Linked DNA regions of Homo sapiens: regions 1 and 2 are each linked to region 3. Evidence: read pairs that join two places in POLR2A ChIA-PET (ENCODE). Cell type or tissue: MCF 10A. All regions are shown on one strand. Each heading gives the region's core, and the rest is flanking DNA. Links, peaks and the distances in the headings are about the cores only. Region 1 overlaps MYO1E (myosin IE). Region 2 overlaps MYO1E (myosin IE). Region 3 overlaps MYO1E (myosin IE).

Evidence for each region. ChIA-PET counts read pairs that join two places held together with the same protein. Peaks named below come from ENCODE experiments on the same cell type or tissue, not always from the same donor. Only the 100,000 strongest peaks of a DNase experiment are listed, where the experiment ranks them.
Region 1: POLR2A ChIA-PET joins it to region 3 with 16 read pairs; 7 of 35 experiments call an interaction of 5 or more read pairs at or near these places.
Region 2: POLR2A ChIA-PET joins it to region 3 with 11 read pairs; 5 of 35 experiments call an interaction of 5 or more read pairs at or near these places.

What each region holds. Positions count from the first base shown.
Region 1 is chr15:59,335,888-59,343,026 of GRCh38, forward strand. The region is part of intron 1 of MYO1E (myosin IE); the gene reads right to left. It also overlaps the pseudogene RNU6-212P. Among named protein-coding and RNA genes, the nearest start is that of MYO1E, 33 kb to the right of the region's middle. In MCF 10A, for the core only: no CTCF peak of the experiment used is centred there; a DNase peak (open chromatin) is centred at 3,664.
Region 2 is chr15:59,346,282-59,353,420 of GRCh38, forward strand. All of the region lies in intron 1 of MYO1E (myosin IE), which reads right to left. Among named protein-coding and RNA genes, the nearest start is that of MYO1E, 23 kb to the right of the region's middle. In MCF 10A, for the core only: no CTCF peak of the experiment used is centred there; a DNase peak (open chromatin) is centred at 4,020.
Region 3 is chr15:59,280,595-59,287,733 of GRCh38, forward strand. All of the region lies in intron 1 of MYO1E (myosin IE), which reads right to left. Among named protein-coding and RNA genes, the nearest start is that of LDHAL6B, 77 kb to the left of the region's middle. RefSeq lists a silencer at 1,356-1,650. In MCF 10A, for the core only: no CTCF peak of the experiment used is centred there; a DNase peak (open chromatin) is centred at 3,537.

The DNA.
Region 1 (7,139 bases), core at 2,702-5,201, 55 kb after region 3:
GTGCTGTCTGCACACACTTGTTCTGATGCCTTTCCAATGAGAACCCGGCTGTGTGCTGTGGGCTCTCTCTGGTCACACAAAAAAACAAGTCCTGCAGCAACTCAAGTGTGCTACCCCCTCTCCCACTACACCCAAAATATTAACACAAAAGCAAAAAAAAAAAAAAATCTTGAAACTTTTTCTGGAATTAAAAAAAAACTAGGCCGAGTGCAGTAGCTCAGGCCTGTAATCCCAACATTTTGGGAGGCTGAAGCGGGCAGATCACTTGAGGCTAGGAGTTTGAGACCAGCCTGGACAACATGCCAAAACGCCATGTCTAAAAAAAATACAAAAATTAGCTGGGTGCGATGGCGTGGCCCTGTAGTCCCAGCTACTCAGAGGCTGAGGCAGGAGAATTGCTTGAGCCCAGGAGATGGAGGTTGCAGTGAGCCGAGATCATGCCACTGCACTCCAGTCTCGGTGATGGGAGTGAAACGCTGTCTCAAAAAAAAGAAAAGAAAAAACCCTAGATTCAAAGGGACATACATAAATAAGGTAAATAAGGTTTATTTATGTCCCTTTAAAACTAGCAGTCAGGCTTTCATAAGTAACTTTTATTTTTAAAATTATGTGTTTTTAATAGTACTTGAATTTTGGACATGTGTTGGATCATCTGAGAATTCTCTGATACCTCCAGTAATTCACATAGTACACCCCTGGTCTTTTTTTGTTTTGTTTTGTTTTTTAATTATACTTTAAGTTCTGGGATACATTTGCAGAACGTGCGGGTTTGTTACATAGGTATACACGTGCCATGATGGTTTGCTGCATCCATCAACCCATCATCTACATCAGATAATTCTCCTACCCCTCCCCTAGCCCCCCACCCCCTGACAGGCCCCAGTGTGTGATGTTCCCCTCCCTGGTCCACGTGTTCTCATTGTTCAGCTCCCACTTGTCAGTGAGAACATGCGGTGTTTGGTTTTCTGCTCCTAGGCTGGTTTGCTGAGAATGACGGTTTCCAGCTTCATCCATGTCCCTGCAAAGGACATGAACTCATCCTTTTTTATGGCTGCATAGTATTCCACAGTATATATGTGCCACGTTTTCTTTATCCTGTCTATCATTGATGGACATTTGGGTTGACAACTCCTAGTTTTAAAAAAAAAAATCTATGCTTATATAATACCTCCTTGCAGTTACTGAATTGTACAGTTATTGAATTGTTTATCTTTTACAAAGCACTTCTACTTTATTTCATTTGATTCTTATGGAGGTGTTTTATTATTATGAATATTTCCGTTTTACAGATGTAAAAATGGAGGGAACTGATTAAGATGACAAGAGCCAGGATTCAAACCAGGGCTCCACACTCTAAATTTCTATTGAATAATTTTTAAGTTTCCTAAGTTTACTACAGGTATGAAAACAAAACATAAGGCAGGCAATTATGATGAAACCTGCTCTGCTCAGGAATGGAGTTGTGTTATCCATATCTACAACTGCTGAGCTTGATTGTGATTTTTCTAAACATGAACATTCATCAGATATAATTCGTATAATATAAAGCACATGGTTTTATTCTGTTCTACAATTTCGCATTTGGCAGAAAATAGAGCTTTAGCCTACATTATGAAACTTAAAAGAACATTCAGACTACTATAGTCAAAAATATTTCGCTCGGCTGGGCACAGTGGCTCACGCCTGTAATCCCAGCACTTTGGGCAGCCAAGGCAGACAAATCACTTGAGGTCAAGAGTTCGAAACCAGCCTGACCAACATGGAGAAACCCCGTCTCTACTAAAAGTATAAAAAATTAGCCGGGCGTGGTGGTTTGCTCCTGTAATCCCAGCTACTCGGGAGGCTGAGGCAGGAGAATCGCTTGAACCCAGGAGGTGGAGGTTGCAGTGAGCTGGGATCGTGCCACTGCACTCCAGCCTAGGCAACAGAGCAAGACTCCATCTCAAAAAAGAAAAAAAAATCTCGCTCACAGAGTTCTTATAGGACAAAGTAAAATCTAAGCTTAGATATATCTTTACTCAATAAGGCAAATCACTTAAACATCCTCCATACATTTCCCTGTCCATGATGTGGCTAATATGGTTAAATTAAACTCCTTTTTTTCCTCCTACTCAACTGAGAAATGTCAGCGAAGAGTGTAAATTAATCAAACAAAATCCTTCTAAAGGAAATAAGCTCTGTGGTCTTTGCAGAGTCAGGTAATAGGTGTAACTAAAGTGGCCCTATATTGACAACTGCATTGTGAGGCAAGGCAAGAAAAAGTGTTCAAGTCTAAAAAAAAAAACAAAAATGAATAGATTGCTTAGGAATTTGGTAGCTGTCTCTACTTACAAATGAATTTCTATTTTCATTAATATAATTTTTTATAATAGCTATATAAACTAGATCAGTATTGACTTTTTTTTTTTTTTTTTGCTTGAAAGAGGAGTTGAAATGTCTTCCACAGCACATAGTACGTTCCTGACTCCCAGATCTGTGCTGAGCAAACTTTCTGAGTTTTTCAACCTTGGTCAATGAGAGGACTGTGTTTATTATAAATCCATGAAGGGATATCACCTGCTGAATTGCAGAGAACAGAGAAAAATGTTTCCTCTCTGGTTTTAGAACATCTCCTCTTAAGCTCGCTCCATAAAACACTCAGCCAACCCTGCCTGCAAGATGTCCTCAGTGCTGAGCCAGGACTGTCTCTATGGGCTCTCAGGAGTATTGGGGCTGGTCTCCAACCACCCTGCTAAGCTGGGAAAAACAGTAGGGGAGTTTCAACTATTGCTAACCTGTAACCACTTCCCACAGGCAGGAGGAGCAAGGTCCTTGAAAACCCATTTGGGTAAAAATTTAGAATGATATGGGGCAAACAGTGCAAGAGAACCAAAGACAGGGGTGAAACTACCTACAAAGGTCTATCAACATCTAAAAATAGACATTTAAACAATGAAGAGTGCACCCTATAAATAAAACATCAGGCTGGGCGCTGTGGCTCATGCCTGTAATCCCAGCATTTTTGGAGGCCGAGGCAGGTGGATCACCTGAGGCCAGGAGTTCAAAACCAGCCTGGCCAACATGGCGAGACCTCATCTCTATTAAAAATACAAAAATTAGCCAGGCGTGGTGGCACATGCCTGTAATCCCTGCTACTGGGGAGGCTGAGGCATGAGAATTGCTTGAACCTGGGATACAGAGGTTGCAGTGAGCCAAGATTGTGCCACTGCACTCCAGCCTGGGTGGCAGAGCAAGACTCTGTCTCAAAAAAAGAAAATGTCAATGACACATTTTATTCAACTTGAAGTAGTAATAATGGGTACTAAACTCTTCCATTTTATCAAACCTCAATAGACAGAAACCTTTCAGAGCCTTCCTCTCCACTGGTTCTAATGGATGGTGTGGAATGATACACAGTGCTTGGATACAGATTTTATGTGTAACAAGAGATGTTTTCCTGTTCCTGGTTTTCTAACCAAATATTTGACTGACCTTCTGGTTTCCAAATGGAGACAGAAATGTAAGATAGCTTGGTTATTTGACGTACAAAACCTTTGACCTAACTGACTCCATACTGTAGAATTGGTATTTCTCAACTTCACTACCCCGATATTCACAGTAGTCCAGCCTCCTATTGACTGCCTTCATCCAGAACACAGCCCCTCCCAAGAGACACAAAAGGGCAGCTCTGGGCATGTTAGGCTCCCATCCCAGACATTCTTCATGTTGATTCATCTGTGTTTCTCTCCTAATAGGGTTGTTCAGTCACCCAGTTTCCTTCTCGTTCCTATAGTCAACTTCCAATTAAAAGGTCTCCCTACTAAGAATTTTAAAAATTCAGTCCATGTATGGTGGCTCCAGCCTGTAATCCCAGCAGTTTTGCGGCCAAGGCCTGAAGACTGCTTGAGCCCAGGAGTTAAAGACCAGCCTAGACAATATAGCGAGATACCTTCTCTACAAAATTTTATATATACATACTTTTTTTTGTTTTTTTTTTTTTTGACAGAGTCTTGCTCTGTCGCCTAGCCTGGAATGCGGTGGCACAATCCCGGCTTACTGCAACCTCTGCCTTCTGGGTTCAAGCAATTCTCCTGTCTCAGCCTCCCTAGTAGCTGGGATTACAGGTGTCCGCTACCACATCTGGCTAATTTTTTTGTTGTTGTATTTTTAGTAGAGACAGAATTTTGCCATGTTGGCCAGGCTAGTCTCAAACTCCTGACCTCAGGTGATCTGCCTGTCTCGGCCTCCCAAAGTGCTGGGATTACAGGCATGAGCCACTGCATCTGACCTCTACAAAATATTTTTTAAATTGGCTGGGCATGGTGGTGTGCAACCTATAATCGAGAAGCATGAGGATCGCTTGAACCCAGGAGATCGAGGCTGCAGTGAGCCATGATCGTGCCACTGAACTCCAGCCAGGATGACAAGCGACACCTTGTCTCAAAAAAAATAGCAATTTTTTAAACCCCGCCTGATCGTTAAATTAAATAAGGCAAACTTTTCACATTAACCTTTTTTTTTTTGAGGTTCTATTTCCGTGATGTGCTGTGTTTTTGTTTTACTTTCTCTAGACAGTCTAATTTCTATGGACTATTGGAAGGAGGAGGAAAATTGTCAGGAAAAAGTAATACTTGAGTTGGTTTTCTATGACGTCACTCACTGTGTTTTTACCATGTGTAGTATCAAATAACAGTAGCATCAAATGACATGTTTACAATTGCCTTTGCAAATAACTGCCGTTTCTAAGTTCATTACTCCTCTTACTATTTTTTATTTCTAATTTGCTTGGACATTTAATGTCCAAAGTAAAACTAACTTTATAATATTTGGTTTTTATTCAGGAATAAAATCAGGAAGGATTTAAGAAAAATCTTCAGCCAGGCATGGTGGCTCATGCCTGTAATCCCAGCACTTTGGGAGGCTGAGGCGGGAGGATCACGAGGTCAGCAGTTCAAGACCAGCCTGGCCAACATGGTGAAACCCCATCTCTACTAAAAATACAAAAATCAGCTGGGCGTGGTGGCACACACCTGTAATCCCAGCTACTCGGGAGGCTGAGGTAGAAAAGCTTGAACAGGGGAGGCAGAGGTTGCAGTGAGCTGAGATCCCGCCACAGCACTCCAGCCTGGGACAGAGCGAGACTCCATCTCAAAAAAAAAAAAAAAAAAGAAAAAAAAGAAAAAAAGAAAAATCTTCAAAGAACATAAAATTCATTTTAATTTTTAATTTTTGGGCATATATAAGTAGGTGTATATGGATATTTTGATACAGGCATGCAATGTGTAATAATCACATGATCGAAAATGGGGTATCCACACCCTCAAGGATTTATCCTTTGTGTTTCAAAAAATCCAGTAATACTCTTTTAGTTATTTTTAAATGCACAAATTATTATTGACTATAGTCTTTCTGTTGTGCTAGCAAACACTAGATTTTTTTTTTCAATAACATTTAAAATACACTTCATGAATTTGCATGACATCCTTGCTCAGGAGCCATGCTAATCTTCTCTGTGTCATTCCAATTTTAGTATACGTGTTACTGTGAGCATGCAAATGCTAGCTCTTATTCATTCTATTATTTCTAACTATTTCTTTGTACCCATTAACCATAACCCCTGTCTCCCCAGTTCTCCTTCCCAGCCTCTGGTAACCATCATTCTATTCCCTATCTCTATGAGTTCAATACTTTTAATTTTTAGCTCCCACAAATAAGTGAGAAAATATGAAATCTGTCTTTCTGTGCCTAGCTTATTTCACTTAACATAATGACCTCCAGTTCCATTCATATTCTTGCAAATGACAAATGACAGGGTTTCATTCTTTTTTATTGCTGATTAGTACTCTGTTGTGTATCTGTACCACATCTTCTTTATGTGATGAATGATTTCATTCATCATTTGATGGACACTTAGGTTGATTCCAAATATTTGCTATTGTGAATAGTGCTAGGATAAACATGGGAGTGCAGCTATCTCTTCCATATGCTTATATCCTTTCTTTAAGGTATACACCTACCAATGGAATTGCTGGATCATAAGGTAGCTAGCTCTGTTTTTAGTTTTTAAGGAACCGCCCTTCTGTTCTCCACAGTGGCTATACTCATTTATATTTCCACCAACGGTGTATGAGAGTTCCCTTTTCCCCTTTTCTTCACATCCTTGCCAGCATTCATTATTGCCCGTCTTCTGGATAAAAGCCATTTTTACTTGGGTGAGATGATACCTCATTGTAGTTTTCATTGGCATGTCTCTGATTTTCAGTGGTGTTGAGCACCTTTTCATACACCTGTTTGCCATTTGTATGTCTTCTTTTGAGAAATGTCTATTGATATCTTTTGCCCATTTTAAAATCAGATTAGATTTTTTCCTACAGAGTTATTTGAGTTCCTTCTGTATTCTGGTGATTAAACCCTTGTGAGATGGAAAGTTTGCAAATATTTTCTCCCATTCTGTGGGTTGTCTCTTCATTTTGTTGATTTTTTCTTTTGCTGTGTGGAAGGAAGCTTTTTAACTTGATGTGATCCCATTTGTCCAAAAAATCTTTGCTTAGACCAATGTCCTGGAGTCTTCCCAATGTTTTCTTTTAGTAGTTTCATAGTTTGAAGTCTTAGATTTAGGTCATTCATCCATTTTCATTTGATTTGGTGAAGTGTGTTGCTTGTAGGCAACAGATCCTTGGGTCTTGCTTTTTATCCATTCAGCTATTCTATGTCTTTTGATTGCAGAGTTTAGTCTATTTACATTCAATGTTATTACTGATAAGTGAGGCCTTACTCCTGCCACTTTGTTATTTGTTGTCTGGTTGTTTTGTGGTCTTCTCTTCCTTCTGTCCTTCTTTCCTATCTTCCTTTAAGGTGATTTTCTCAGTTGGCACATTTTAAATTCTTCCTTTTTATTTTCTGTGTACCTGTTGTATGTTTTTTAGATTTGAGGTTACCATGAGGCTTGCAAATAACATCTTATAACCCATTATTTTAAACTGATCACAACTTAACATCGATTGCATAAACAAAAAGCAAAAAGACAACCAATAAAAACTCTATAATTTTGTCTCCCCACTTTTTAACATTTTGTTGTTTCTATTTATCTTACTGTACTGTCTATGCCTTGAAAAGTTATTATTTTTTATGGGTTCATCCTTTCATCTTTCTATTTGAGA
Region 2 (7,139 bases), core at 2,955-5,454, 66 kb after region 3:
ATTCAGCCCAGACTCAGCTCCTTCTGCAACCCTGCCAAAGAGCCTACGAATGACGGCCCCATAGCCCAGGCCACTCTATTAATGAAGAAGAGTGCACTGGGACACTTGAGGAGAACCTGTTTTGTCTCATGTTTTTGAAGCAAGAGTAAAAAATGGAATGCCTCAAAATGCTACAATCCCTCTATATTCAGGTGAGGGAGATTCTTGTAATTCTGTGGGTTATGACATGATATCCATTAAATTATAAGAACTATGGATAAAATTATTAATATTTTCAAAAGACAATGTTTTAGGAAATATCCCATTCAAATCAGTAACAAGGGTAATAAAATGCCAGTAATAAACTTAAGAAATGGGGAAGATGGCTGGGCATGGTGTCTCACGACTGTAATCCCAGCACTTTTGGAGGATCACTAGAGCCCAGGAGTTCAAGACCAGCCTGGGTAACATGGCAAAACCTTATCTCTACAAAATAAACAAATAAAATTAGCTGGGCATGAAGGCACACAGCTGTAGTTCCAGCTACTCAGGAGGCTGAGATGGGAGGATTGATTGATCCCAGGAGGTGGAGGTTGCAGTGAGCCCTGATCATGCCACTGCATTCCAGCCTGGGTGACAGAGCGAGACCTTGTCTCCCAAAAAGAAAAAAAAAAAAAAGTGAAAGAATTGTGTAAAGAAAAGCATAAAGATGAATGGAGGCCCCTGAAAGAAGGGCTGATGGGGAAGGACACCATGTCTGTGGGTATAAGGCATCAGTTACAAAGACGTTCACCTTCTCAAAGTGCTCTAGAGCACGGGTTCCCAACCCCGGGGCCATGGACCCGTGCTGGCAGTGGCCTGTCAGGAACCGGGCTGCACAGCAGCAGGTGAGTGGCTGGTGAGCAAGCATTACCGCCTGAGCTCCGCCTCCTGTAAGATCAAAGCAGCACTAGATTCCCATAGAAGCACAAAGCCCATTGTGAACCGAATATACGCAGGATCCAGGCTGCGCGCTTCTAATGAGAATCTAATACCGATTATCTGAGGTGGAACAGTTTTCTCCCAAAACCATCCCCACTCCACACCCCAGGCTGCAGAAAAGCTGTCTTCCACGAAACCGGTCCCTGGTGCCAAAAAGGTTGGGGACTGCTGCTCTAGAGGGTTCATGCTACTCCAACCAAAGTTCCAAAGAGATTTTCTTATGGAACTTTGACACATTGATTCTAAATTTTATCTGGAAGAGTAAATGAGTATAAATTGCCAAGAACTCACTTAAAAAGGAATTTAATTAGTAAAGTCTTGCCAAAAATAAAAATTAAAACATATTCCGAAACTAGAGTAATTATAGAATGTGGTACTAGCAACTGGTTTAGGAATAAAGAAAAGGATCAAGGAAACAGAAGAGGCTAGAAACATATGATAGATATGAATTTAACATAAGATAAAGGTGGCACTTCACAACAGGAGACAAAGAATGCACCAGTGAATAAATTATTTTTAAGACCACTAACCATGCATTTGGAAAAAATTATACCCCTCACACCAGAAAAGTAAATTTCGGGTGACATAAGGAGCTAAAATTTAAAAATACAAAAAAGTTCTAGAGAAAATATGTATGTAATTACATAATTTGGGGTTAAGGAAGACAATCTAGGAAAAGAAAAACACCCTGCTGCTTATGATCCAAGACCCACGTCATTTTCAATTCCACACAGCTGTAAAGCAGCGGCTCTCCTATCAGTTTTTCCACTGGAATCACCTGGAACCCTGGTGAAAAACAGATTTTGAAGCCTCATCCCAAACCTGCTGAATCACCTCCTCAGGTGGTTTTGATGCCTCGCCATGTTTTGGAGGCCTCTGGTCTAGGGTCAATGCCACAGTGGGGAGGAGGTAAGAGAATGCAGGTGGTAAAACTACCATAGCCTTGACAGCGATGAAACCCCCCAGGTGCTAGTCACACAAAGGCTTACCTTTTGTAAAGTCCCCTGGGAACTAGTTTCCTATTTATTCAAGTCAGCTGTATTAAATAATACCCTCCCTAACCAAAAACGCCAAAACCACAAAACTTCCTAAGTTACATGGTGTGTTGCAGCATGGCAAAAATACATCCTGATCAGTTTGCATTTGGTGTTGCATCAAATTATGGCATAGCCCACAATGCTTAAACATCCATCAACAGTGGCTCTCAACCTAGGCTGCTTTTAGGAACCATCCAGGAAGCTTTGAAAAGTAATACAGTTGTGTCTGAATCCTTTTGGTCTAGGATGGTGCCCAAGGGTTGTCATTTTTAAAAAGCACTACGGGTGAATTTTAGCTGGATAAAGACCATTGGCTATATGTCAGAAACAACTTCTGCTCCTTGGAGTTCAATATCATTTTTTTTTTTTTTGAGATGGAGTCTCACTCTGTTGCCCAAGCTGGAGGGCAATGGCACGATCACAGTTCACTGCAACCTCCGGCTCCCAGGTTCAAGTGATTCTCCTGCCTCAGCCTCTCGAGCAGCTGGGATTACAGGCATGCGCCACCATGCCCGGCCAATTTTGTATTTTTAGTAGAGATGGGGTTTCACCATGTTGGTCAGGCTGGTTTCAAACTCCTGACCTCAGGTGATCCGCCCACCTAGGCCTCCCAAAGTGCTGGGATTATAGGCGTGAGCCACCGCACGCAGCCGAGTTCAATATCTTAATGAGACACAAAAGCTTAAAGGGTCTAACACAAGGCAGAACATGATGCATGAGGTAAGAACATTTCAAACTAGGTGCCATGGACATATGGAAGAGGAAGGTGACTATCTGGGAAGGCTTGGGGGTCCAGGGGAGGGAATTTTGTTGAGCCTAGATCTAGAAACTGATCTAAGACTTGGACATGATGGAAGGACACCCAGGCAAGGGGAAAAAAGGGGATCATTTGAAACCTTATTAATAGTAATTATTAATTAGTAATTATTTCATTTTCCTCCCATAACTTCCCATATAAACATCTTAGGTATATATGCATATGCCTCCTATATTTTTTCTATTTGCAATTATAATTTTCTAATGATTTTGTCATACTGCATATGAAATGGATATAATTATGTCTTTAGCTTCTAGACAAGGCTGTGATTCCTCTAGCTCAGGGTTAAGGCAGAAAAGGGTGTCTTTCCTCCACTCCCAGTAATGCACTATTAGCAATCTACCATATAAAAAAGGGTAAACTGAACCCACTCTATTCAGAAAATTTCAACTCACAAACCTTCTTTAAATTACCCAGCGAGTTAGGGAGGAGGATGATGAGAAATCATCCTCATCCTTGCCAAGAATTTTTTCAAATAAGCAAACTATCCTGCCCAAATTCAGTGAATGCATTACTAATTAATTTCGTTCTGTGATGTCTGTTCTACATGATGATGATATAACTTTCTGCAAAACAAAAACTGAGGCACTCTACATCTGCCATCCATCCCTCCCCAAACTAGGAGATATGAAAGTTTGAGGCTGAGCAGGTCAAGCAGGGATGTGTCTGTTTTCTTGAACCATTTCTAACCTTACTCAATTATTTCCAACTGAAGCATTTCCTTAACAGGCAACATGCAACTCTTTCAAAGACAATCTATTAAAAGACTGGAGAGAAATGATATCATTTCCCTAAAATTTAGTGAGCCAGGACTTGAACAGGTTTGTTAGAAAAACACTAATGCGGTAACTCTATTATTGCCTCTAACTTTAGGGCGATGTGGTAGTCAGAAAGGAGGGGTGGCTAGAACAGAGCCTCAGCCACAACCAGGTTGTGGTGCGTTACATAGTCCCAATGGTGGTATCTAAGGCATTTTATAATTTTCTTATTAATTGTCAATACATCACCACTTGAATGAAAAGAGAATGGAAGCTATTCTTACTTCATTTTTTAACAAATGAAACTGAAGTACAGTTAAGTAATTTGTTCTACTCAGTTCCAGGAAACAATGTGGGGAGGAGGGCCTCCTTCCCTGATCACCAGGCAGGCTCCTGCCTTTCCTCAGGGTGGAAGAGATCCACTGCTGCTGTCTGCTGACTCACCTTCACACTCCAGCTAGAGGATACACTGACTCACAGTTTCATTACCTTCTATTCACCATGACTGTAGTCGTAGACACTCAGAAATGGGAGTTCCAAGAACTGAGCAGGAGAAGGAAAAGAATGTAGATGAAATTGAAAAGGATAAAGGGTACAGCCTCTATCATTGAATAAACCAGAAAAGACACAGGAGAATGTAGTGTCTGCCCTCAGAGACTACATGCATTACTGAGAGGAAAGTGGGGAGAGGAGGCCTGATCCACAGCTAACCATAATTCCCCAATATGAACTGCCAGATAACCAGGGAATGTCGAGAGTGTACAGGAATGTGGGAAGGCCAAAGGGAAAGATGGTGAATTCTGAAAAATATAAAGAAATGTAAATTATCTCTGATCTCAAGAGGCTTACAGTCTACTTGGGCTGTAAGAGACTGTGTGAAAACAGATAACAATGCAAGATGACATAGTTTAGTCACAAATAAATAACTCTATGGTAAGGGCCACAATTTGGAGAAGGGAATGATCTCCACGAGTTAAATCAGAGGCTTCCAGGAAATGAGTCTTTATTTGTTGTTGTTGTTGTTTGTTTGGTTGGTTGGTTTTTTGTTTTTTGTCTTTTTTGAGACGGAGTCTCGCTCTGTCACCCAGGCTGGCGTGCAGTGGCGCGATCTCGGCTCAATGCAAGCTCCGCCTCCCAGGTTCACGCCATTCTCCAGCCTCAGCCTCCAGAGTAGCTGGGACTACAGGCGTCCACCACCACGCCCAGCTAATTTTTTTGTGTATTTTTAGTAGACACAGGGTTTCACCGTGTTAGCCAGGATGGTCTCGATCTCCCGACCTCGTGATCGGCCCACCTCGGCCTCCCAAAGTGCTGGGATTACAGGTGTGAGCCACCGCACCCGGCCTTACTTGGTTTTTTAAGGATTCAGATGAACAGGAAAAAAGGGAAGGGAAATCTAGTCACAGGAAATGGCCTGACCAAGGAGTGTATTCTAGGCAGACTATAAAACATAAACCTGAGAATAAGTTCATTCGTTCATTCAATCAATATTTAGTGAAAATCCACTGTGTACAAGCACTGTGCTAGGAGCTAATAGCAGGAACAAGGCATGTAGGCTGCCCTCACGGAATTTATTTGAGAAGGACTACTGGAAAATAGAGTTGGATAAATGCAACCAGTAATTGGTTTAATTTAGACCGTAATGCATTTTGGTCTTTAGACTGTTCCCAGTAGGAACTGAGAGTTTTTGAGGAAGAGTGACAGATGCAAAGCCGTGTTACTAGAAGATGATTGCGCTGATGCTATTTCTGTGAATTACCGGGGGATAAGAGTGAAGACCACTTAAGAAACGCTTATAATGTTCCCAGTGTAAGACAATGCACATCCAAACTAGGGTGGCCACTGTGAAAAGGAAGGGGGAGTCCTGTGAAGATATACTCACAGGACGTTGGAAATGGCAGGAGCAAGGCAGGGATGGGAACAACAGACAAAGACACTACTGTCTCCAGCATAGATGCCTGGGGGAATTCTAAAAGGAAAACCAGGTAGGAGTAAAAGGTAAGGTGCAGTTCTCCAGCGCCAGGACTGGAGTGTTCTGAAGGCTGGGCTCTTTTCAATGCCCTTCTCTATTTTCATGCTATTGATCGTCCCCATTCTGGATCTCTTTCTTCCTCTCTGGCCTGACAAAATCTGTTCTCACCCTCTTTAGGAGAAGGTTTGATAGACTAGTTCAGAGGGATCAGTAATGGGAGAAAGTATAGCATGGACAGCAGCCGTGGAAGAGGCACCCCGGGTTGATAGGTTTTCCAAGCATGCTGTCGGCAACAGCCTATTCTGTGCATCTCCTTAAGGATAGCTGGACTCCCTCCAGAATTGTCCAGGAGAAAAGTTTCCCTCGATTCCACTTGGAAGAATCGCTCTTTAATTTTTGGTTGAGCAGGATAATTAGAGATGATTGAGTCGCATATCTGAAAGCTTGGGATATTTGGCACGTCCCTAACCTTGGAAGATGATATCCTGGAGGGCGGCCATCACACTTCCTCTGGGGAAGTGTCCCTGTGCCGTAGTGCTTTGCAATCATCTAGAGACCTTGTTAAAACACAGATCTGCAATCAGGTGTGGGTGGGACCTGAAGTTCTGCATTTCTAATAATATCCCAGGGATGCCCACGCTATTAGTCCGTGGACCCACAACCTAAATACGCATGTGTCTAGAAGCAAACAGCTCCTCTTCTAAGCAGACCTTAGATTCAGATGACCAGGAGTTTAAATCCCCTCTCTGCCACTTTTCAGATGGGTAACCTTAAACACGGTACCTAACTCATTTTCCTCATCTGTAAACCAAGGAAAATACTAATATGTACTTTAAAGTAGATACAAATGCTGGATGATATAGAAGTGGTTTCTTAGTAATCGCTAGTTCCAATAGCAGATTCTCTTCTATTCAACAGTGTGTTAAACTGTTAAATTCACGGAAGCATACCCAGCCCCCCTCAAAGGCTCTAAGGTCTGCAGAAGGAATTACCAAGAAAGCAAAGCACAGAACTCCCTCAGAAACTGGAGGAGCCATTGAAAACTCTTTATCACCATGTAATCCTGTACAATCACAAGCACTTCCGAAAACAGCATTATCCTGTATTTGTCTGAGTGATTTATAACGTTAAGATCGACCACATGATTTCCTAGCTCTAAATTTCCCAAACTCCGGTTTGCAGGGAAAGGAAGCATTTCTTTTCTAAGGAAGTCAGCACACCTAGATCTAGCCAACGGCAGTTGATTTTTAAGTTTCTTCAACCTTCACATTTCCCTTTCTCAAAAGTTGGATCCCACCTGCATTAAAAACTACTGTCCTAGCACATTACAAAGTTATTCAATCTAAAATGTCTTGTTTATACTAAAATTATAAAAATGCATTTAAGCCAGGTGTAGTGGTGCGCGCCTGTAGTCCCAGCTACTTGGGAGGCTGAGGTAAGAGGATTGCTTGACCCCAGGAGTTTAAGGCTGCAGTGAGCTGTGATGGCACCACTGTACTCCAGCCTGGGTGACAGATAGAGACCCTGTCTCAAAAAAAAAAAAAAAAAGAAAAGAAAAGAAAAGAAAAGAAAAAAAAGAAAAAAAAATCCATTTA
Region 3 (7,139 bases), core at 2,537-5,036:
CTGGGCAACAAGAGCGAAAGTCCATCTCAAAAAAAAAAAAAAAAGGATGTCTTATAATCAATGATGTGTTATAGCTTAACTGGCAGTTTTTTTTTATTTTTCAATACTGTAAATAAAATAATGATGCTCCTTTTATAACCAGTAGCATCTTAGGTGTGATATATTCTGGCGCATGACATTTACTAAGGGCCAGGTACTCTTCAAATATCACTGTTTAATATCATCACAGATGAAAAAATATTATAAAAATTTTGATTACTCTGGAAGCATTGTACCAAATACTAATCTCACGTCAGGAACTGTGTAGTGGCTTTACTGGTGAGGCTGATGATCACCCAGTTTTAGAGGCTTTGTTGCAGAAATTTTTGTAGCTGCCACCCCCTCCCCCATCCTCACCTCCAACCCACTAGAGGATGAGGACAAGGGTCCTGGATGACAAGCTGCCCAAGAGAAGCCACCCATCACCAGACCACAGCTCGCAAAGCAAGGTCTTTACGTAATTTCCTCTTCGCTTTGTAAAGACATGTTCAAGTTTGTATCTCTTTCAGCCTACAGGTTCTTTCAATATTAACACCATTTGAAGCAGAAAGGTGTCCCACCCTCCATGCGATATGTCTGCCCTGGGATTACTATGATGTCTGACTTTCCCCATGACTTTTCCTTTTCTTTTCTTTTTCTTTTCTTTCTTTTTTTTTTTCTGAGAAAGAGTCTTGCTCTGTCACCTAGGCTGGAGTGTAATGGCATGATCTTGGCTCACTGCAACCTCCACCTCCCTGGTTCAAGTGATTCTCCTGCCTCAGTCTCCCGAATAGCTGGGACTACAGGCGTGCACTACCACACCAAGCTTATTTTTGTATTTTTAGTAGAGACGGGTTTTCACTATGTTGCCCAGGCTGGTCTCAAACTCCTGACCTCAGGTGATCTGCCCGCCTCGGCCTCCGAGAGGGTTAGGATTACAGGCGTGAGCCACCGCGCCCGGCCCCCATGACTTTTCTGACATACACCACACCATATTGCAATCTTTCCTAAACCTCAGTCATTTTCAACTATTTTAACAAGTTTCCTATAACCACATTCCACAGCACTTGCTTCAAATTTTTCTATAAATGGTCCTTAATAATTTTGATTAAACCTACACAACAATCTTCATAAAATCCACCAGTTTGGTGTGCTAGTTTTGTTTCTTCAACATGTAAAAATAGCTACGAAGACAAATGTTGTAAGCCGGTCGCGGTGGCTCATGCCTGTAATCCCAGGGCTTTGGGAAGCAAAGGTGAAAGGATTGCTTGAGCCCAGGAGTTCAAGGCTGCAGTAAGCTATGATTGCACCACTGCACTCCAGCCTGGTGACAAAGCAAGACCCTGTTCAAAAAAAAAAAAGGAAAAGAAAAAGAGAAATATTGTAAAATACACCAGTGTGGGGTTGTACATACCGATGTTAAGGTCTACCCTGGTGCCATGTTCCACACCTGGGGACACACTGGCATTCCCTATTGGGCCTTTTCTTGTCAATTTCAAGTCCAGCCATAGGGAATTTAAATAACTTCTGTTCGATTTCCCAAATGCATTTTACTCTGCTGTGGAAAATCTCACATGGTAAGACCAGATTTCCCTTTTAGTTTGCAGGCGAGAGTCTAGGTTGTGTTCTCACAAGTAGAACCTACCCTATGTTTGTGTTCTGAATTCCCTGCACTTTCCATCAGGGCTCCCAAGCCCCCTGCTCTGTCTAGACCTCCCACCTCAGAAAACCCTCCCAGCCACAGGTGGGACATGTCAGTAGTCCCCAGGGTCAGGGCTTGTCTTGAGGCTGAGCAGGAAATTCTCTTGGGTAACTGCTTTTTATTCTTTCTCTCTCAGGAAGTGCTTCCCGTAAGCATTACCAAAACGGTTCTGTCCTCTTTCCCTCACAAACTCCAGGAACCCTAGAATGGTGGCTCCTATCTCTGATCCTCACCAAAAGTCCCTTTGAAGACCAGGTGTGGTGGCTCATGCCTATAATCCCAGCACTTTGGGAGGCCAAGGAGGGAGGACTGCTTGAGCCCGGGAGTTAGAGGCCAGCCTGGACAACATAGCGAGACCCCATCTCTACACAAAATCAAAACATTAGCTGGACGTGGTGGCACATGCCTGTGGTCCAGGCTACTCTCGAGAGCCGGAGGCAGGAGGATCGCTTAAGCTCAGGAGGTCAAGGCTGCAGTGAGCCGTGACTGCGTTACTGCACTACAGCCTGCGTAACAGAGCAAGACAAAGAAAGAGAAGGGAAGGAAAGGGAAGGGGGAGTGGGAGAGGGAGGGGAGGGGGGAGGGGGGGAGGGGGGAGGGGGAGGGGGAGGGGGAGGGGGAGGGGGAGGGGGAGGGGGGAGAGGGGAGGGGAAAGGGGAAAGGGGAAAGGGGAAAGGGGAAAGGGAAAGGCCTGGGCAGCCCAGGCTCTCTGAGATGCTCAGGGCATCCATCCTCCAGGGCACAAAAAGGGCTCTGGTTGCCCTCATCCCAGGGAGACGGGCGGTCAGAGGACAGTGGCTGCCTTCACAAGCCTGGTCTGGAACCCCTCAAGGTAGCTGCGCATGCATTTGAAGTGCAAATCTTAGCGAGGCTTCCCTGACCTGTCCTTGTCCATCTCTAACCCCTGCTTTCTCCGTTTTGAGGTTCCCACCACACCATTTTCTGTGCATACCATGCTGTGCTTTGTTTCTGTTTTTCCACAGTGTGTGTGTGAGGTGGGATCTTCAGTACCTACATTCCCACTGTCCCCCAGCTTAGGGTATTCTTCTATGAACTCCTCCCTACCTCAACCCAACTCTATGCCTACTAAACTCTCACCCAGCACAGGTCAGGCATCATCTTGCTAAGAAGCCTGCTCTAACAGCATTACCTGAGTGCCTGGCTCCCTGATTAAACTGACCCCTAGGACCAAGTCTTATTCACCATTCTGCCCCAAGACCTAGTAGAGTGCCATGATGCATGGCATGGGCAGCCCCCAAGTATTTGTTGAATGAATGAAATACATTATTATTATTCTCACGTAACAGCTAATTCTTATTACATACCAAGCACTGCTCTAAGCATTTTACATATAACTTATCTAATCCTTACAACTTCACGAGGCAGGAAACTGAGTGAAGCACAGAGAAGTTAAGTAACTTGCTCAGCTCCCACAGCTGGGCTTCAAACCCAGGCAGTCTGCTTCAGATCTTTGCCCTTAAACATTGTACCTACTGCCTCTCATAATAAAGTAACAGCAGTTGGAAACAGCAATAATTCTAAAGTTCATAGTAACTGCTTTATTGCATGTTTACTATGTGTCACGTATCAACTTCTTTCATCTGCCCAATGACACCACCAAGTACTTGTATTATCCTTTTTTTTACAGAAGAAAAAGAAGTACCACGTGGTAAACAGAATACCTGGTACAAAGCCCTGCAAGCTAGGAGCTCACGGAGCAGCCTGGCTCTGCACAGCCTTGCATAATGCAGAGGAAGTTCCGTGCCCTGGAGTCAGCCTTGGGATGATGTCTGCCCCCTGCCATGTCCCCACCAGGGTGGTGCCTGGGGCATGGGAGTGCCCAATCTTTACTAGCTGGGTGAATAAATTCCAGGCTACACTGACTCACCTCACAACATGTTTGCTGTAGGTACACGGCAGCACTGTGGCAGCAGCTATCGTGGGGCAAATAGGAGTCCTGGGCCCAGAGTCTGCTCCAAGGAAGAAATAAGTTTCCAAGGCGTTCCTATTTGCCCCCAACTCAGGAGATCAAAGGGAAGAGATATTGCCCCTAAACACAGTTCTCCTTCTCTTAACCATGTAAGTAGTCCAGTTAAGAGTAACAGATATTTGAGGTTGGATGATTACTATTTTATTTTTATTTTTATTTTTTTGAGACAGGGTCTCACTTTGTCACCCAGGCTGGAGTGCTGTGGCGCAAACATAGCTCACTGAGGCCTCAACCTCCAGGGCTCAATTAATCCTCCCTCCTCAGCTTCCCTAGTAGCCAGGGCTACAGGTGTGCACCACCATACCTGGCTGTGTTTCTCTACCAAAAAAAAAAAAAATTTTTTTTTTTTTTGTAGAGACAGGGTCCCACTGTGTTGCCCAGGCTAGTCTCAAACTCTTGGGCTTGAGCAATCCTCCTGCCTCAGCCTCCCAAAGTGCTGGGATTATAGGTGTAAGCCACCGTGCCCAGCCTGGATGATTAACTTTTTAAACAGAATAACAGGCAATTAATCTTCACCACATCATTAGTGAGGTAAGGACATTTCAAGCTACAGAATAATATGAATCAAATGCTTGAGATTCCTTAATATGACAAATGCTCATTTCACTTCTGCTCTGATTATATTTTAATCAAACAAGTGACAAGAGAGTCACACTGATGTTAGTCCCTGTCTTTTCAGCTGTGGCTCTGCTAGCATGTCACATACATCAAGCACTTAACAGTCCCTTAAGAGAGCTCCCACATCACCACTCTTGTTTTTAAGTGCAAAGCTCTTAGACATTCGGTAATACGATTCAGGAATGTAACTTTTCTTCCTAATCTAGCAAACTGATTAAAATCAACAGACTTGGGTACAAGCTCTACCTCTCACATGCCTCTGTGCCTTGGGCAAGGCCAGTTTCACAGAATTTTATTATTTACAGTTTTAAAGCAATCTTGCAAGGTGTGGCGGTTCATGTCCTTCATCTCAGTGGAGGCTGAGACAGAAAGATCACGTAAGGCCAGGAGTTTGAGAACAGCCTGGGCAACACGCAAGACACTGTCTCTTTTTTTTTTTTTTTTTTTTTTTTTGAGACGGAGTCTGGCTCTGTCGCCCAGGCTGGAGTGCAGTGGCACAATCTTGGCTCACTATAACCTCTGCCCCCCGGCTTCACGCCATTCTCCTGCCTCAGCCCCCCGAGTGGCTGGGCTTACAGAAGGTGCCCACCGCCACGCCCAGCTAATTCTTTTTTGTGTGTGTTTTTAGTAGAGAACTCCTGATCTTGAACTCCTGACGTCAAGTGATCCACCCACCTTGGCCTCCTCAAGTGCTGGGATTACAGGCGTGAGCCACCACGCCCGACTAGACACTGTCTTTAAAAAAAATAATAAAATCAATTAATTAATTAGCTGAAATGAATTTTAAAAATAAAAGTGAAAAAAATTTTTAAGAAAAAGAAAAGAAAAAATTAAGTCAGCCTATTAAATGCATACCAAATTAGTGTGTGCATGTCCATTAAGATTTTTATTAATCATACAGGTCGGCACAAAAGTAATTGCGGTTTTTGCCATTAATGGCACCGGCCTAATAGATTCATAAGTCAAAAATCCTACCAGACTCTGTGTCCTAATTTGTGGTTTGAAAATGATAGTCTCTGAAGTAGTAGCTGCTCAATACCTTTTTCTAATTCAATTACACAGCCAAGGTAATGAGGCAGGAAGACTAGCTAGAAACACCAGCAGCTGTGCATATAAATAAAGACAGGGAGGTAACTGAACAATTTCTTGTGACATAATATGAACTATCACCCTGTACCATGGAACAAAGAAACTCTAATTTAAATGCTATTCTGAGAAAAAGAACAGTATGCAAAGAGTTATCAGCAGGCTGTGGCAGAGTTGATATCAACCTGCCAAAAAGTCAGGACTTCCTATCCTTGGAAGAATCTCTCCTATACTGCTTGCAAAATACGCATTATTTATAAGTCATGCAAAATGCTGGAGGTATGCTGACATGAGTTAACCAACTACTCACATGTTATGGTTTTCTCAGATTGCCCTATTTTTCTGAAAAATGTTTGGGGCATATCTGAATAAGAACTCAATTTTTAAAAGTTTTATAAGGTTGATGAAATTATTTTCTCATCTCTGTCTTTTAAAAGCCAACGTGGAAACTCCACAAGAGTATAAAGAGTTGGATTTTAAGGAGCGGTGACACAGGTAAGGTGTTGGTGTGTCATCTCTCACTTAGGGGTACTGTGTCTGGACGTGCTAAGCGGGGGAAGGGTCTGGATGTGATCAGGGGTGTCTTGATGTGGGCACAGCCTTTGTTGTGGGTTTGCTATAGGGATACGGAGTCCAGGGAAACAAGCCAAGCTCAGGGGCAAGGAGCATTCCCTGAACAACCACTAGCCAACGCTGAACCAAATGCAGAAGTGAGGAATGCCTGTTTCTGGCATGGTTACTTCTGGACCCTTGGCTTGCCTGATCTGCTCTGATCTATGGCACAGTGGCACCATGTCCCTCTTGGGGCAAAATGTAACCATAAGGGCATTGGTCTAGGGGCCTTTAGGGTATCAATGACACATGTTTACAAACAGAGATCTCAGACCACAGCTGGTTGATGGGTGGCAGAGATGAGAGTCCCGTGGGCACATCTCAGGGAGAAGCCACAAGAGCAGCCACTAATCCACATGGCAGATCAGTGTCGCCAAGGGTCCTGCAGGCTCAGGGCCGCTCAATGTGTGATCACAAACAAGTTCATCCTCTCACTCCCTTCCACCACCTGACAGAGGATGCAGGGCTATCTTGCTGTTTCTTCTGATCCATACCTTGGACTTTAGGAGTGGGCTTGGGGAACTTAGAAGGGGTGGGGAAAATTAAGAACAAGCTTGATAATTCAACTAAAAGCCCTAGGATAGACATGAAGGGAGGCACTGTCTTCTAATGGGCCTGCTAGGGGCTTGTCTCTCGGAACCCACACCCAAATCGCAAGCCCAGTTTGCAGAAGGCAAGCACTGCAGCATGCAGAGACGGGAGCCTTATCTTCTATTGATGTGTCCTTCCCGACAGACTTTCTGAGGGCTACCTGCAGTTGCTGCCACCTCCCCAGCCCCAAGTTCAATCAGCAAGCTCTAGAATGAATTTGCAATAAAAACCAATTTGGAAGATCAGCACGGCTTCACTGATCTTACCAGGACCCTCACTGTTGTATGCTTCTAGGGTGGCCACAAATAGGTAGATTCTGCCTTCCTTTGATCAGCTTAGATCTTTATTAAAGGTTCAACAGCAAGCCAATAGAGCAGGTCCTCGGATGACGCCATTTTGTGATAAAGATAATGAGGAAGAAAAATGGATTCCTGGTCCAGCCAGTGAGGAGTCTGCATGTTTTTCCCATGTCTGTGAGGGTTTCCTCCCACATGCCAAAGACATGCACATTGAGTACATTGG